2 separate regions of the Homo sapiens genome follow, and region 2 is linked to region 1. A link is a loop called in an ENCODE intact Hi-C map of the cell type or tissue named here. Cell type or tissue: psoas muscle. All regions are shown on one strand. Links, peaks and the distances in the headings refer to the core of each region. The heading gives the core; the rest is flanking DNA.

Region 1 (8,386 bases), core at 2,206-6,205:
ATGAAAACTTCATTCTCCATTTTCCTGTGGAGCCAGCTGTGGCCATGTGACAAAACACTGGTCCACGCGATGCAAGAAAAAGAGATGTTTGACACATCTGGATCATATTTTTATTAGAAGGTTATTTTCCCTCCATGTTTTCTTCCCACTTCCTGGGAAATGAGAGGGTGTTGCTTTGTTTTCATGCTACTAATAAAGACATACCTGAGACTGGATAATTTATAAAGGAAAGAGGTTTAATAGACTCACAGTTCCACATGTCTGGGGAGGCCTCACAGTCATGGCAGAAGACAAAGGAGAAACTAAGTTATGTCTTACATGGCAGCAGGCAAGAGAGCTTGTGTAGGGGAACTCCTGCCTTTACAAAACCATCAGATCTCATGAAACTTACTTGCTACCACAAGAATAGAATGGGGGAAACCACTGCCACGATTCAATTATCTCCACCTTGCCCCACCCTTGACACGTGGGGATTATTATAATTCAAGGTGAGATTTGGGTAGGGACACAGAAAAACTGTATCAGACAATGACTAGACTCAAGGATGAAAAACCGTGTCCTGAGGTGCCAGAGTTGAACCACAAGCTTGGATCCCTGGGCATCCTTATAGGACTAAGTGTCCTACTTGCCCAGGATAAACTGTTACATGAAAAATAAATAAACTTTTATGCATCTTAAATCATTATATTTTGGGGTCTAATTGTTACAAAATCTTCAAATCTACTTAAATAACTTCCTGGGGTGCTGGAAGAGGGGTTCAAATCAGATCGTCGGGATCTGGTTTGCTTCTCTTTATGTCTTGGTTCTGCTCCTTTAGCGTGGCCTTCACTCTTCGATAAGCCCTCCCCTGGGGTTTCACCATTTGTGCCAGCAGCTCCTGGGCCTCTTCCATCCAGATTCCATTTCAGCTGGAGTGTGAGTCTTCCTCCCAGTATTCAGTAAAAGTAACCCAATTCATTATTAATTGGCCAGCTTAGGTCATGTGCCCATATCTGAACCAATCACCAACCACTAGTTGTCCAAAGAAAGGCCATGGACAGGGCTGCACACGTGAGCTGGAAACAGGGGTGAGTACACTCAGTGAAAATGGTGACTACTATGGGAAGAACAAACTCTGGATGCTGAGGAAACAAACAGAAATGCATACTACAAATAAGAAGCTCTAAATATTCAAAAATTGAGTTCAAAACACGGAACGAAATAGTATTTTTTCTTGTCAGACATTTCCAGTAAAACTAAATCATGTGTGATAGTATATTTGTTCGGCAGCATATGGTTAGGCAAGTTGTGCACTGTAGAACTCTATAAGCACCCCTTACATTGCCTACCTCTGTGAATGGTTCTTTTCCATTTCTTTTTCTTTTTTTAATGTTTTTTTTTTTTTTTTTTTTTTTTGAGACAGAGTTTCGATCTTGTTGCCCAGGCTGAAGTGCAATGGTGCAATCTTGGCTCACCTCCACCTCCCAGGTTCAAGTGATTCTCCTGCTTCAGCCTTCCAGGTAGCTGGGATTACAGGCACGCACCACCACACATAGCTAATTTTGTATTTTTGGTAGAAACGGGGTTTCTCCATGTTGGTCAGGCTGGTCTCGAACTCCCAACCTCAGGTGATCCACCCACCTCGGCCTCCCAAAAAATTACAGGGATTACAGGCGTAAGCCACTGTGCCCAGTCTCTTTGCTCTTGCTGCCAGGGCTTGTATTGCACAATTTGGACAAGTGTAAATGTCCTATGAATAGTATATCACAGTCTGTACGTTTTGCATGTATGTCAATTGGATTTCACCAAACAAAACCATATATTGGATTCAGTCTTGCAATTTAAAAAAGAAATCATTTGTTCCTTCACGTCTAGTTTGATATTTTCTGGTTTGATTCTAGTTTCCTCAGCTCCAGTTAAATTATCTATGGATGTTGATTATAGTCAGCATTAACTATCAAGGGATGGATTTCTCGCCTTCAGTTTTTGTCAGTAATTATTTCCGTTATTGTGGGCCCTTCATTTCAAGCTCCTTATGCCTTAATTTCTTCATTTTTTGTTTCTATAATACTGTGGACTTGGTCTATAAATGATGTGTTAGATAAATGCCTTCCATGAACACCTCTATTTTACAGCAACCATGGGCAGCATTTTTTTTTTTAAGTTCCAATCCTTCAAAAGGAGCTCTCCAAATGATTTTACCATTTCATCTCTTTTGGTGAGAGATTTAAAATTAAAACATCATTTTCCATAGAATGGCAACATGAAGACAGATGGTTTACTATGTAGCAAAAATAGTTCTCCCTGCCAGAATATCTCCTTTTTGATTGTCCCCATTTAGTCTCGGTTCTCCTATGACACATTCTTGGAGGTTTCTGTTCTTTAACTGAAACTCATCAAGCCAAGGTGACTAAAAGCTAATGTTCCCAGTGAGAATGGGAAGATTCATATCGTCTTAGAGTTGAAAGACCTGTGGATGTCATCAGGTCAAACAATCCACTACTAACTGAATCCTCTTCTCAATGGCTCTGAGCAGTGATCTCTAGCTTTAGCTTTGTCGCTTCCCAGTGAGTAAGAATTTTTGTCTAATTTCTGATGATTATCTTTGCCTTTGTGAATAGTGCAAATGATTAGAAAGATCTTCCTTGGAAATCAACTAGTAACCTCTCTTTCTGTGAGATCCTCTCTTCAGAAGAGGAATAGGAGAATGTTTAGGAGCAGAGCTGGGCACTACACACACCTCCCTTCAATCCTAGCTCTGATAGTGGCCAGCTGTGAGACCTTAGCAAGTCTGTAAAATGTGGATGCTGGTGCCTAATTCATTATTCCCTTAACAAGATTAGCACAATGCCCAGCACACTGGTGCTCAATGTGTGTTAGCAATTATCAATCAAGTATGCTTTAGGGAGGTAATGCAGTCAGGGGCAGGTGAGTGTGAAATTCAGTCCCCTTCTTCATCTTATTGTATAGGCAGTATCTCATAATGGCAATGAGAGCTCTATTGCCAGGCTAAGGAGGCTTAATTAAATATGGGCCTGGTGTATACATTAACAGGGCACCTACCTCAAAAAGTGCAGGGGAGTTTGAATGAGTCAATCCATGCAAAAGGCTTGGAGAGTGCCTGGCACCTAGGTGGCCATCTTGATAACCACAAGGATTTACTGAGCACTTGCTCTGGGGTCAGGCTTTGGGGACAGACAGTGATGAGGCCAAGTCTCAGCCCCCTGGGAAACACATTCCGGCGGGAAAGAGGCTGAAACAGGGAAACTGTGGCAAATGATACCAGCGAGGGCTAGGTCCCTGACACAAGGAAACCCAAGGAAGCATTTGGCTTAAGCGGTGACAATATCCCTCTCCTCAGATGCCAAGGTCAAGGCGAGCCGCGGCAACACCATCTCCCCAGACACACACGCAAAATCGGCCCTTCTCGGGGAAAGGGCAGGGGCTGAAGGGGGAGGCGGGGTGGGCGGCGGCTGGAAAAAAGTGAAATTTCCTCTCCTCCTAAAATAAGTCATTGGAGCGAGGAGAGCGAGCGCTATCTCAGTAGGCTGTGGGCGAGGTGCGGGGGTGGCGGGGGCACGCTCCGGGTCCGCCAGGAGGGGAGGGATCGGAAGGGGAAGCGGGGAGGGAAAGGTGGGTGGGAGGCGCGGGGAGCGTTCCAGGGCGGCTGCTCACGGGTGGCCGCAGCCCAGTGCTGGGACTCGCGCGGCTCCTCCTCTTAGCCCCCCACCCCTTCCTCCTCTTTCCTCCTCCTCCTTCCTCCTCCTCCTCCTCCTTCTTCTCCTCCTTCTCGGCCGGGAGGAGGCAGGGCTGGATCCCTCAGCCGCCGCCGCTCCTCCTCCTGGCAGGCCGGCCGCGGAGTCAGCTGACGCCGGCGCTCCAGCCTCGCCTCCCCGCGCCGCGCTCTGCGCTCCCCGAAAGTGGCTGCAAGCCGGCCGCCCACTGTCAGGGTTGGGGGGACAGAGAAAGTGATGTGCGCCTTCTAAAGCCTCGCCCAGCGCCGCCGAAGCAGCTTCACCTCTCCAACTTTCTCCCACCGACTGCTTGTCTTGACCCTGCCCTCCACCCTCCCCAGAGCCACTTCGGGTGCGCGCTCTTGGGTAAAGGGGGGGTCACCGGCTGTCTGGGATGGCTTCCAATTTTAATGACATAGTGAAGCAAGGGTACGTGAGGATCCGGAGCAGACGCCTCGGGGTGAGTATCGATCCTCTCCGTGTTGCTGTTCGCCGGTTCGATTGTCTCTCTCTTGAGCCAGCATCCCTGGAGGGTGGACGGAGAGTCCCCGGCCGCGCGCCGGAGAATTGCGCGGTGGCTTTCTCAGCCGAAACCCGCGTCTCCGGGGCTGTCACTGTAAGGCCAGCGTCTAGGTATGTAATGGATCTATCTTTATCTCTTGGATGACTTGGCTTTCTGATGGTGGCCGCGTGTTGGGCTTCAGTAGCCCCTGGAGCCCATCTACTCGAAATAAATATTTCTCGGTAGCCATGGAAGTTGGAGCTGAGAAGCCCGGGCGGGGGTGCCTGCCGGATGCCCCCGGTTCCCCTCTTTTCCCACTCGCCGCCAACTTAACTTTTCCGGGGGATGGATCGGCTGGTTGAGAAAGAGGACACGCATACTCGGTGTGAACGAGGTCACGAACCCTCTGACCCCAGGGAGAGATTTCTGCCAAGCGTAAGGTGTCTTTGGATCCCCCCACCTCTGTCCCAGGTGTCGTGTCAAAGGCGGTGCGGGCTGGCCTCTGGTCGGGGCCAACTTGGGTAGATACTTGAATCTGGATTTTCCGTGGTTCGAAGCCGGGGTGGTGGATTTCTGTTGCTGGAATACACCCTGGAGGTCCACGGAAGGGTTATTTACGTGGAACCTGATACCTGGCATAGCGCAAGTGCTCCCTACATATGTCCTGAAAGGAAGAATGAATGAATCTTAGGGCACTTGGGACAGATGTTGACACAGGCTAGCTCCTTCCTTAAAACTCCCTCTCTTTCGCCCCTTTCTCTCTTGGCTCTTCGCTGGAGGAGGCTTCAAAAGAGAACCTACCCTTCCTCTCCTTGGGACTGAATGATGGTGGAAGAATTCTTGAGGGAGAGGGAAGATACTGGAACGATTTTTTTATTTCCTAAAAATTTCAAACTAGGTCCCTCATTTCTCTTTGCCTCCTATCAAGTGTTGTCGCTGTTTTAGTTGATCCTGTGCGTTTGGACATAAGGGGTGAAAAGTGGGGGTGGAGAGGTGGCGGGGGCGGGGGGAGAAAATATCCTTTGGTGTAATGCCTGAAATAAGTATAATGTCAGTAATCGTGTGGAATGCCGCCATTGATAATGAGTGGTAAATTGAATAGCTTTCTTTAGAAATATGTGTCATTTGGCATCTTTCTCTTACTTGGTCTTTGGACTGTTTTAATGTGCCAGATACTTTTACTGAAAACTGAAAAGAAATTTCACAGTAGTAAACTCAGCTAGGGAGGGAAGCCCTGTGGGGAGGAACATCCGCAATTATTATAAAACTCTTGCCTAATTCGTTTTGGTCTTTTTCTTTTCTTTTTCTCCCCTGCTGGTGACCATGTTTTAGCGATTATGTCCTGTGTTATTGTGAATATATACATATGTAATTAGGGAGAAATGTAACAGAATTCACCATTTCCATCAGCTCTGCCAAAGTTTCCTTGGTTTTCTTTTCTGCTATGCAAATATTCTCATCTTCAAGAGCACCCATTGTTGGGGGTACTTTACTGAGTGACTCCCATGTAAGGGGCAAACAATAATGGGAACTTTCTATTTTTGGTATGCTTATAGGCTGGCCAAGTGTTACAATTTTAAGGGGAGTTAAGTTAAAAAAAAAAAAAACCCAGCATTCTAATTTAGCTTTACTCCATCATGTCAATGGAAGGAATTGGTATGAGACATCCATTCTGTGTTAGGGAGCATTCCAATGGGAAGAGGACATGCATTATTAATGCACAAAATATGAATTATTCATAAGGATCAGAGTTTATGCCAAATTGTGACACATGGTAATTTATTTGAAAAACTGGTTACCATCACTTTCTTGTTTGTGGTAACTGAGATTATTTTTTCTAGATTATTACAATTGACACAACATAGCCCTATGTGTGTGCCAACATTTATGGACAGATATTTGAAGCAGAAGGAACAGAAATATTTAGTTTGTATTTGTTTTATGTTTTACAGCATTTTGGATGCTAATGAGCAGTATACTTTCTCAAGATTTATTCTTTTTGTCTGTGTTCACGTTCAGACTTCAGAATATCTATTGAATTATGGTTATTGCTCATGGAGAGAAAAGGTCAAAAATATGATCAAGTAAATCTGGTCTTATTTGTTAGCATTGGTTTTCTCACCAGTTAATTTTTAAAATATTCTTATGGTATGATTTACAAAAGAGGCTGATTACATAGTTGCCAGAACACAGTGCAAACCAAAGTTTTAATGGAGGCTGCAAATATTGGTGAAGGATGCTGTACGGAATTGGCATGGGGACCCTATGTCCACAGTAAGGAATGTTAGCGGTATTAATCTAGGCTACATATAGTCTAGAACAGCATGCGACATGTATCTTCTAGGAATATGTGCCAGTCTCAAAGAGAGGTAGGGCATTTATTTTGTCTAGCACAGAGTAGACACTTGGTAAGTTCATGTTGAAATATGTGCTGAACTATATAGTGCATGGATGGTCTTGCCATTTATAACCTTTAGGAACTAATACAACAGCATTTATTAATGGAATCCAGACCATGTTTGGGACGGTTTATAATTAAATACAAAAACATTTCATGGTAAGCAGCTGTTCCTGGTGCCAAGGAATAAATGCTTCTTCAGATTTGGAGAAAGAGGAGAAGGGAACGCATTCTGCTTCTATTGCTTGTTGACCTTTGACCTTTCTTGGCCTCAGTTTCCTAGTCTGTACAATGAACACTATTTAATGTTCTTGGGAGCATTAAAGAAGATATTTGTGAAAATGCAATGAAAGTCTAGAACATTGATTCTGCTTGTATCATTTTCTTTAATCAAAGATGAGTTAGGATTGGTAGACGGATATAGGAATTATCTATTTCCTTCTCTTTCTATGTAGAAGTGTACAAAGGCATAAATGTTTATGCAGCTCCAGATTTTTTCAATGGATGAAACTTTTACAAATTATATACATATATGTGTATGTGTGTGTATTTTTATACATAGGAATAAATATATACATACAACCTATGTACATATTGTATAATATATAATATACGTATATTTATATATGTGATTTTTTAACAGGACAGGAAACATTCTAAAAACATTCCCATTCAAATGGGTCACAGATAAGTGGTCACCTTCATTTGAAATCCTAAAGAGTTTAAATGATTAAGCAATCAAATATGTATAGATTTATTCTCTTCTTTAGACATCAAAAAGCTTAATGAAATATAATTCATTTAACTCAAAAGTTTCAGTATCTTCACATCTGTATTCCCCAGCTTAATCCCCATTGTTTCCTGGAGGTCTCCAGCTGTGCCCTGGGTACTGAATTTGTTCAGGAATGTCGACGTTACTATTTGAGGGGCTGGGGGAAGGAGGGGAGCAGCTGTCCATAATTATTTGAGTAATCGATTAAATGCACTAAAAATTTCTTTTTAGGGGAGAGGCAAATCAGGCAATTTGTACAACATTAACCTGCTGAATGTGTGACTTAGATAGCATCATATAACAATTCTCACTTCGTTTCTTTCCTTGCAATGGAGATGATTTTCCAATCAATCATTGTCATGGCTTGCCCACAGTGCAAGTTTCAGAACGGAAACTCGGGTTTATTTATCTACGCACAATCCCTCAGTTACTTGCCTTTAAGTGACATTTCTGTGCTCTTGTCTACCAAGGACTTAGCAGCTTGGACCTCTTTTCTGACCTCCACTCATGTAAATTCTCCTGTCTATCCCACATCTCCACTTGGATGACTCACAGACCTGCTGCTCCTAGAGTCCTCTCCATCTTAGCCACTAGAGGTCCCAGCATTTTGGTTGCGAAGGTAAAAATCACAAGCGAACCTTGGTGTCATTTCACTCTTCTCCCCTCATCTCCCACCCCTACAGGCAATCCATCAGGAGATCTTGTGGGCTGTATCTTTGAAATATATCTAGAATCCGGCTGTCACCTCACGCTATCCACTGCTACGACCCTGGTCCGAACCCTCCTCATCTCCTCCCTGTAACATTGCAACAGTCTTCTCATTTGACTTCCTGCCTACACTCTTGCTCCCGCTAGTGCCTTCTCAATACAGTAAAGTGTTCCTTTGGAAATGTAAGAAAGGTCATGTCACCTGGCTGCTGAAGCTGTCAGAGGCGTGTGAACCAGAGCAACTCCATCTTGAATAGGAGCTGGGTAAAACAAGACTGAAACCTACTGGGCTA
Region 2 (8,386 bases), core at 1,747-5,746, 140 kb after region 1:
ATAAAGAAGGGGCCTGTGGGTCCGATAATAATAGTAACAGTTGTGGGAGGCTGAATAATGGCTCCCCAAATACGCCCGCATTCTAATCTATGCAGTCTGTGAATGTTACCTTACAAGGCAAAAGGGACTTTGCAGGTGTGATCGAGTTAAGGATCCTGAGATGGCGACAGTATCCTGGTCTATCCAGGTGGGTCGAATATAATCACAATTGTCTTCAGAAGAGGGAAACAAGAGGAGTCAAACAGAGGGCAAGGCAATGGTGGAAGCAGAGAGACAGAGATAGAGAAGGGGTGGAGAGGGAGATTTTAAAATGCCACGCAGCTGGCTTTGAAGGTGGAAGAAGGGACTGTGAGCCAAAAGATGTTTGTGGCCTTGAGAAGTTAGAAAAGGCATAAAAACAGCCTAGCGCAGTGGCTCATGCCTGTAATCCCAACACTTTGGGAGGCCGAGGTGGGTGGATCACGAGGTCAAGAGATTGAGACCAGCCTGGCCAACATGGTGAAACCCTGTCTCTACTAAAAATACAAAAATTAGCTGGGCGTGGTGGCGTGTGCCTGTAGTCCCAGCTACTGAGGCAGGAGAATTGTTTGAACCTGGGAGGTGGAGGTTGCAGTGAGCCAAGATTGCGCCACTGCACTCCAGCCTGGTGACAGAGCGAGACTCCATCTCAAAAAAAAAAAGGCATAAAAACAGGTTCTCCCCCAGAACCTCCAGAAGGAGCCAGCCCTGTTGATGCCTTGACCACAGCCAAGAGAAACTGATTTGGGACTTCTGGCCTCTAGAACCGTAAGACAATAAATTTGTGTGGTTTTATGCCACCACTTGCTGGTAATTTGTTTCGACAGCCATAGAAAACTAATATAATAATAATAACAAAACAAGAATGTGTTATATCTCTGCTCTGTAACAGACAATGTGTTAAGGACATTTTGTGTAATTTCTAAACCTCATGAAAACTCTTGCATTGAAGACCCCAAACCACCAGCTTAGAAGGTATTAGGGCTCAAATTTGGAACAGGTGTGCTGACATAACCCCTGCCTTACACTGTATCTTTGAATCAAGCCCCTAGACACGTTTTCTTTATCCTACATGAGATTAACTCACTGTTATTCTGAAAACTCCAAATTAGTGACCAACATTTAAAAATTGAGAGCTAACACATAAATCTCAGATTTTTATATTTTCTTGAAAAGTGCAAAGCTCTGGCAGTGCTGATCTTGCATCCTGACAAGGCAATGCTTAGATACACCCAGTAGTGTCTGTCCTCACACATCTTTCTCTGGGACCTTGCTACTGATGCTGTGGCTAACTGATGTCTATATTACTATATAAATTAATTTTCTATTGCCATGTAACAAAGTACCACAAACTATGCACCATTAAAACAACATCCATTTATTATTTCACAGTTTCTGTGGGTCAGGAGTTTTGGCATAGCATAGTGGACCTTCCTCTCCAGTTTTTCACAAGCCTGTAATGTAGGTTTCTGTTGGGGCTGCAGTCTCATCTCAAGGTAAAAGTGGGGAAGGATCCACTTTCTTTTTTTTTTTTTCTTTTTTTTTTTTTTTTGTGTAGAGAAGGAGTCTCACTCTGTCGCCCAGGCTGGAGTGCAGTGGCGCTATCTCGGCTCACTGCACGCTCCGCCTCCTGAGTTCACCCACCATTCTCCTGCCTCAGCCTCCCGAGTAGCTGAGACTACAGGCGCCTGCCACCACACCCGGCTAATTTTTTTGTATTTTTAGTGGAGACGGGGTTTCACCTTGTTAGCCAGGATGGTCTCGATCTCCTGACCTCATGATCCACCCGCCTTGGCCTCCCAAAGTGCTGGGATTACAGGCGTGAGCCACTGCGCCCAGCCAAGGATCCACTTTCAAGCTCACATGGTTATTGGTGGAATTTAGCTACTTGGGGTTGTGGGATTGAGGGCTACAGTTTCTTGCTGGCTGTTGGACAGAGGCCACTCTCAGCTCCTGGCCACATGGACCTTGCCAGCACAGCCACATACTTCATCAAAGCCAGCAAGAGGGCACAATCCTATGTATCACAATCATGGAAGGATTATTTTATTCATCTTATCACTCTGCCATAGTCTGTCGATTTTTTTTTCTTTTTTTTTGGAGACAGAGTCTTGCTCTGTTACCCAGGCTGAACTGCAGTGGTGCAATCACAGCTCACTGCAGCCTCGACCTCCTCCCACCTCAGCCTCCTGAGTATCTAGGACTACTGGCATGCATCACCATGTCTGGTTCCTTTTATTTATTATTTATTTTTTGTAGACATGAGGTCTCCCTATAATGTTGCCCAGGCTGGTCTCAAACTCTGGGTTTAAGCAAACCTTTTTCCTCCGCCTCTCAAAGTGCTGAGATTACAGGTATGAGCCACTGTACCCAGCCAGTCTGTTGACTAAAAGCAAATCATAAGCCCTGTGCATACAAAGGAAGGGCACCACACAAGGGTATGCCCACCAGGAGGATGAGATCATGGGGCCACCTCAGTGTCTGTCCCCTGCACTGTGAAACTTTCTGGAATAATATTTACTTAGTGGTTTGATTTTTCACTTTTAAATATTTTTCCTACTTTATGGCACTTGCTAGTAATACGATGTATTTATTGAACATCTACTATATGCCCAACTCTTTAGTAATAATAGCCACTGTTATTTTTCAGGCCTCCTACAATATAGCAGATACTTTACTTGCCTTTTCTCTAATCACCACAATAACTCTGAGGTAGATTCATTTGTTCACTCTCATTCATTTGACCATTTAAACATGTTTATTGAGAACCTACTATGTTCTGTTTTGTGTGGCAGGATACCGTGGCAAGTAGACACTTGAGGCCTATGCTCCTACAGGGCTTACAATGGAAAAGAATATTCATGATCCCTGACCTGGAAGGAATCACTGTCCTATGATATAGATGAGAAAAGGGATGTTCAGCATGGCGAAGTCATTTGTCTGCAGCTACGTAGCTCATTACTACTGGAGCCAGGAATGCAGGGTGGTTTTATCTGGTTCCAAAACTCTACCTCTGGCCATGATGCCTCACTCCTTTGAAGGGTTTTAAAGCTCTTATGTCCCCACTGAGCATGGTCTTAGCATTTTCCCTTTTTTTTCCCTTTTTTTTTTTTGAGACAGACTCTCACTCTGTAGCCCAGGCTGGAGTGCAATGGCATGATCTCAGCTCACTGAAACCTCTGCCTCCCGGGTTCAAGCGATTCTTCCCCCTCAGCCTCCCTAGTAGTTGGGATTATAGGCACCTGCCAGCACGCCTGGCTAATTTTTTGTATTTATAGTAGAGACGGTGTTTCACTATGTTGGCCAGACTGGCCTTGAACTCCTGACCTTGTGGTCTGCCCGCCTCAGCCTCCCAAAGTGCTGGGACCACAGGCATGAGCCACTGCACCTGGCCGGTCTCAGCATTTTCAAATGACCTTGATAATCAGAGTACCTTTCAGAAGCATCTATCAATGTATAATATATCTTTTTAAAAAATCACTGTTAGGGCTGAGCACAGTGACTCATGCCTATAATCTTAGCACTTTGAGAGGCCAAGGCAGGAGGATTGTTTGAGGCCAGGAGTTAGAGACCAACCTGGGAAACATAGGGAGACCCCATCTCTAGAAATATTTAAAAATTAGCCCAGCATGATGGTGCATGCCTGCAGTTCTAGCTCCTGGGAAGGCTGAGGTGGGAGGATGACTTGAGTCCAGGAGATCCAGGCTGCAGTGAGCTATGATAGTGCTACTGCCCTCCAGCCTGGGCAACAGAACAAGACCTTGTTTCAATAAATTATATATATATATATATATATATATATATATATATATATATATATATATATGAAAAATCACTGTTAAATGAAATCTCATTTATTTGTGTAGTTTTGGCTTTAGATAGCAGTCTTGCCACTTTATTATTTCTCGTCTACATTTCCACTTTAAAAATTCAATGCATTGTTATTATTCACTCTAAAGGGGGTGCTGGAAGAAGTGGGGGTGGGCCTGGAGTATGAGGTGGAGCACTAACTGTGAATGAGGCGGGGAGGCGAGGACTGTCTTGCACCAGCTGCCAGCTGCCTTGCTGGAGAAGCCGCAGCAAAACTTCAGGACAGCTCAGGCACTCCCCTGAGCAGCTATAGCTATTTTTGCCACCTTTGAGATCAGTGTCTATGACAAAGTCTAATTTTGGAACAAGGCGTGGCAGTGTGTGGGATATTCCTCATTCCACGACTGGGCTTGTCATTTTTAGACTTTCCTTCAAGGCGAGAGCCTCAAGGTGAAGAATGCCTGCTTTTAACAGGTTTTTCCAGGGGCTCCGGGTGGGGTGAGGGGGCCCCACTGAGGGGGACGTTCAGGCCCCTGGGTGACTTCTGCCCTGTACTCTGGAGTCCTGATTACACACAGGCTTGAGAGTTCAATCTGAACTTTTTTTTGTCACTTCTTTGTGTTTCTTTGTTTAAAGGATTGATTTACTTCCAAGCTGGGATTTGCAAATACAATTTGCTAATGAATTTGTAGAATTCAAGTGGCATTCTTCCATAATTTTTGAAATCAAATTAATTTATATTCAATCTAATTTTAAACGCAATATGCTACACATTTGGCTTTCTTAGATATAGAAGGCATCAAAGAAATCATAGAGTCAATTTCATTACTATTCAGACACTAAAGTAGACCCTCGCATGGTGGAGTTTTATGTGTGTAAACGCTCTTTTCACAACTCAGCATCTCCTACTCTCCCTTGTACCTCCCCACCACAAGAAAATCTGTCTTTCCCTCTTCTATTTATGGGCTCTGGTTAATTGGGTTAACTTATGGATTTTTTAAAATGTGCTGCTTAAAGCAATTATCATTTTCCCCCTCCTGAATTAAGCCCTTTTTATATCCTGGCATATTAATTATCCTTCAAAAAACTTTTATGAAATACCTATTTGCTACTTGCAAAGCAATGTGTTAGATCTTATGGAGAATATATAATAAAGCATAATTTGTTTTCATCTTTTATTTATTGATTGATTGATTTTGAGACAGAGTCTTGCTCTGTTGCCCAGGCTGGAGTGCAGCGGTGCAATCTCGGCTCACTGCAACCCCCGCCTCCCGGGTTCAAGTGATTCTCCTGTCTCAGCCTCCCAAGTAGCTGGGATTACAGGCACCTGCCACCATGCCCAGCTAATTTTTGTATTTTTAGTAGACACAGGGTTTCACCATGTTGGCCAGGCTGGTCTCAAACTCCTGACCTCAAGTGATGTGCCAGCCTCTGCCTCCCAAAGTGCTGGGATTACAGGCATGAGCCACAGCGCCTGGCATTTGTTTTCATCTTTAAAGGAGCTTACCATTTAAATAAGGAGTTTTAAATATACCCCTTATGCAACAGTGTAATTCTGTGGGTTCAATTTGCTATGGTCTCTTTGGATGACCATATTTATTGAAATTAAATCCACACATCTTTTTATTCAACAGTAGTGCTTCTAGGAATTTACTCTGACGTATACTAGCAGAAGTGAAGATGATGCGTACACAAATGTTCACGGGAGGACTCCTTCCTTTATTCTTAGATTCCTCTTTTTAACAAGTATTTGCTGAGCCCTGCTGCCCACTAGATAGTATACGAGGTGCTGGGGAAATGGCTCTGAAGAAGATGAAGTTCCCATTCTTGCGGAGCTTATTTGTAAGAGCAGAAATAACTAGAAAGAAGTTAAGTGTCCACCACAAGGGGACAGATTATGGCACATGATATAACAAGAATTACATGAGGCAGCTAACTAGAAATAGAGGAGATTCATGTATAGTAATGACCACATGAAGAGAGTCATATATAATCATATCAACGTGTGTAAAGGAAATGAATGGATATGAGGCAGATCTCAAGGTGGATTCTGACACCTTCACTAACGCTATTATAAGTGCAGAAAATTAACTTATGGCAGGGTACAAATGGATGTGTTAGTGTTGGCTACCCTTTGGGAGCAAGACTATGATTTGGAGAGTCTGGGAAGAGGCTTTCATGTATTACTTTATGTCTTTCTCTTTGTTTAACAGTTTTAAATCATGGCTATATAATATATTTTTGGAAAAAGAAACAGTGGTTGAGTTTCTGGCATATGGCAAATGTAATTGATTCAACTGGTAAGAGAGAGGGAGGGTTCTTTCACTTCAAGTACATAAAAATGCATGATTGGCTGGGTGCGGTGGCTCACGCCTGTAATCCCAGCACTTTGGAAGGCTGAAGCGGGCAGATCACTTGAGGTCAGGAGGTTGAGACCAGCCTGGCCAACATGGTGAAACCCTGTCTCTACTAAAAATACAATTAGCCAGGCATGGTGGCAGGTGCCTGTAATCCCAGCTACTTGGGAGGCTGAGGCAGGAGAATCGCTTGAACCCGGAAAGTGGAGGTTGCAGTGAGCTGAGATTGCACCACTGCGCTCTAGCCTGGGCAATAGAACGAGACTCGGCCTCAAAAAAAAAAAAATCACGATTAAAGATGATAACGCCTTAACATACTGTATCAAAGGGTGCTACCATCCCATTTTTATGGCTTAGGAGTTTGAAGTGTGGATGCACAGATAGGAAGTGATAAAGCCAAGCTTTAAACCCAGGTGGCCACTGGCTCCGGTTCCCACACTTGCACCACTATGCTGTACTTACTCATGAATTCTTTAGAAATTAAAAGAAGCTAAATGGGCTGGGCACTGCAGCTCACACCTGTAATCCCAGCACTTTGGGAGGCTGAGGCAGGATGATCCACGAGGTCAGGAGATCAAGACCATCTTGACCAATATGCTGAAACCCCGTCTCTACTACACATACAAAAATTAGCTGGGCGTGGTGGCGCATGCCTGTAGTCCCAGCTACTTGGGAGGTTGAGGCAGGAGTATCGCTTGAACCCAGGAGTCGGAGGTTGCAGTGAGCCGAGATCACGCCATGAACTCCAGCCTGGCAACAGAGCAGCACTCCATCTCAAAAAAAAAGAAAAAATAAAAAAAATAAAATAAAAAAAAGAGCTAAATGAGATTAACCTACATTTACTAATAGACATTTAACAGAGACCAAACTGTTTATTCAGACAGGATAGATGTGGATGAAACTCAGGCTTCTTCCTTAAATTTGCGATGGCTTTGTTCCTGTGTATTAGGGGAAGAAAATCTCATTTTCTCAGCACTTCTGTTTCAGTCTCTTATAACAACGTAATAACTTGCAACGTGCAGGGGTGTGTTTTAATAGTGCTTTCACCTGATTATTAAATGCTGCCTTAGCTTACACAGCTCCTCCCTGGAGCTGGGAGCTCCTGTCACGGTGCCAGGGATGTTGGTTGACTCGTGGCTATGCCTCTATTGGAAAAGGAGACAACTTGTTTTGCTGACAGATCGTGGCTTTGTTTATAAACTCGAAAACTAGTTTTAATACTTGAGATGGGGGCTCCGTCAGTAGGCAGTACATTGCGACCTTGATGGCGGCAAGGCAGCCTGTCATGCCACGACCCTTCCCTCATTTGGAGATGTTCACTTCAGAGCATAAAATCACACGTGCATCTGCTTGACCGTGTGGGCGGTGGTGAGTAATCCTATTTCCCAGTGTCGAGCATGGCAAAGAAGAGAGAGATAGAAATAGTGATGAGGACTGAGAGAAGAAAGAAATCAATTCAGTGCAGTTTCTGATCTGTTTTGGGAAGTCAAGGAGTAAGTTTAAAAACTCTTAAGATTTTTGAAATGGTGGTAGCAGGGCATGAAATCAAGTACAGGACCCTTCTAAGCACAGAGCCCCGTATGACTGCACACACTGTACTCCTGTGAAGCCAGCCCCAGTGAAGAGTTATGCCTGGGGAACATACATAAACAGTATGTGAGCAAGCAAATTGGAACGCGTAGTCACCCTAAAACAGCGGTTCTCAATTAGTGGCAGTTTTATTTCCCAGGAGACATTTGGCAGTATCTGGAGTCATTTCTGGCTGTCAACAATGGGGTCCCATTGGCATCTGGTGGATAGAGGCCAGGAGTGCTGTAAGTTCCATACAATGCTTAGGACAGCCCCCCTGCCCTCGACAAAGAATGAGCTTGCCCCAAATGTCAATAGGGCCAAGGTTGAGAACGCTTGCTCTTCTGATAGACAGGTTCTGCTTGAAGCTGGGCCAGAATTGGATGGGTCTGTGTGTTTGGGGTTGAATATCGCTTATGAGCTGTGCAACCCAGCTTCTGTTTGCCTTGTTCACATCATATGTAATAAGTGGGTGATACTAATGTCTCTGCCTGGTTTTGTTAGTTCACATGAGCTAGTGCATGTAAGGCAACGAGACGAGGCATAGTAAGATTCAACACATGTGAACTATTACAGTGATTTCGTCTTTTTTTATTTTTATTTTTATTTTTCTGAGATGGAGTGTCGCTCTG

The links. A loop is a pair of places that touch in the nucleus more often than their neighbours do. Peaks named below come from ENCODE experiments on the same cell type or tissue, not always from the same donor. Only the 100,000 strongest peaks of a DNase experiment are listed, where the experiment ranks them.
Region 2: it touches region 1 in a loop (3-fold over the local background); 11 of 110 quality-filtered maps call a loop at or near these places.

Annotation. Positions count from the first base shown.
Region 1 is chr20:54,471,840-54,480,225 of GRCh38, forward strand. DOK5 (docking protein 5) reads left to right here and starts at 3,754. Exons shown (of 8, transcript NM_018431.5): 1 at 3,754-4,173. The coding sequence starts at 4,108. In psoas muscle, for the core only: no CTCF peak of the experiment used is centred there; DNase peaks (open chromatin) are centred at 3,832 and 4,272; H3K4me3 peaks cover 3,213 bases; H3K27ac peaks cover 1,947 bases.
Region 2 is chr20:54,615,231-54,623,616 of GRCh38, forward strand. All of the region lies in intron 6 of DOK5 (docking protein 5), which reads left to right. Among named protein-coding and RNA genes, the nearest start is that of DOK5, 140 kb to the left of the region's middle. In psoas muscle, for the core only: no CTCF peak of the experiment used is centred there; a DNase peak (open chromatin) is centred at 4,071; H3K4me3 peaks cover 373 bases; H3K27ac peaks cover 726 bases.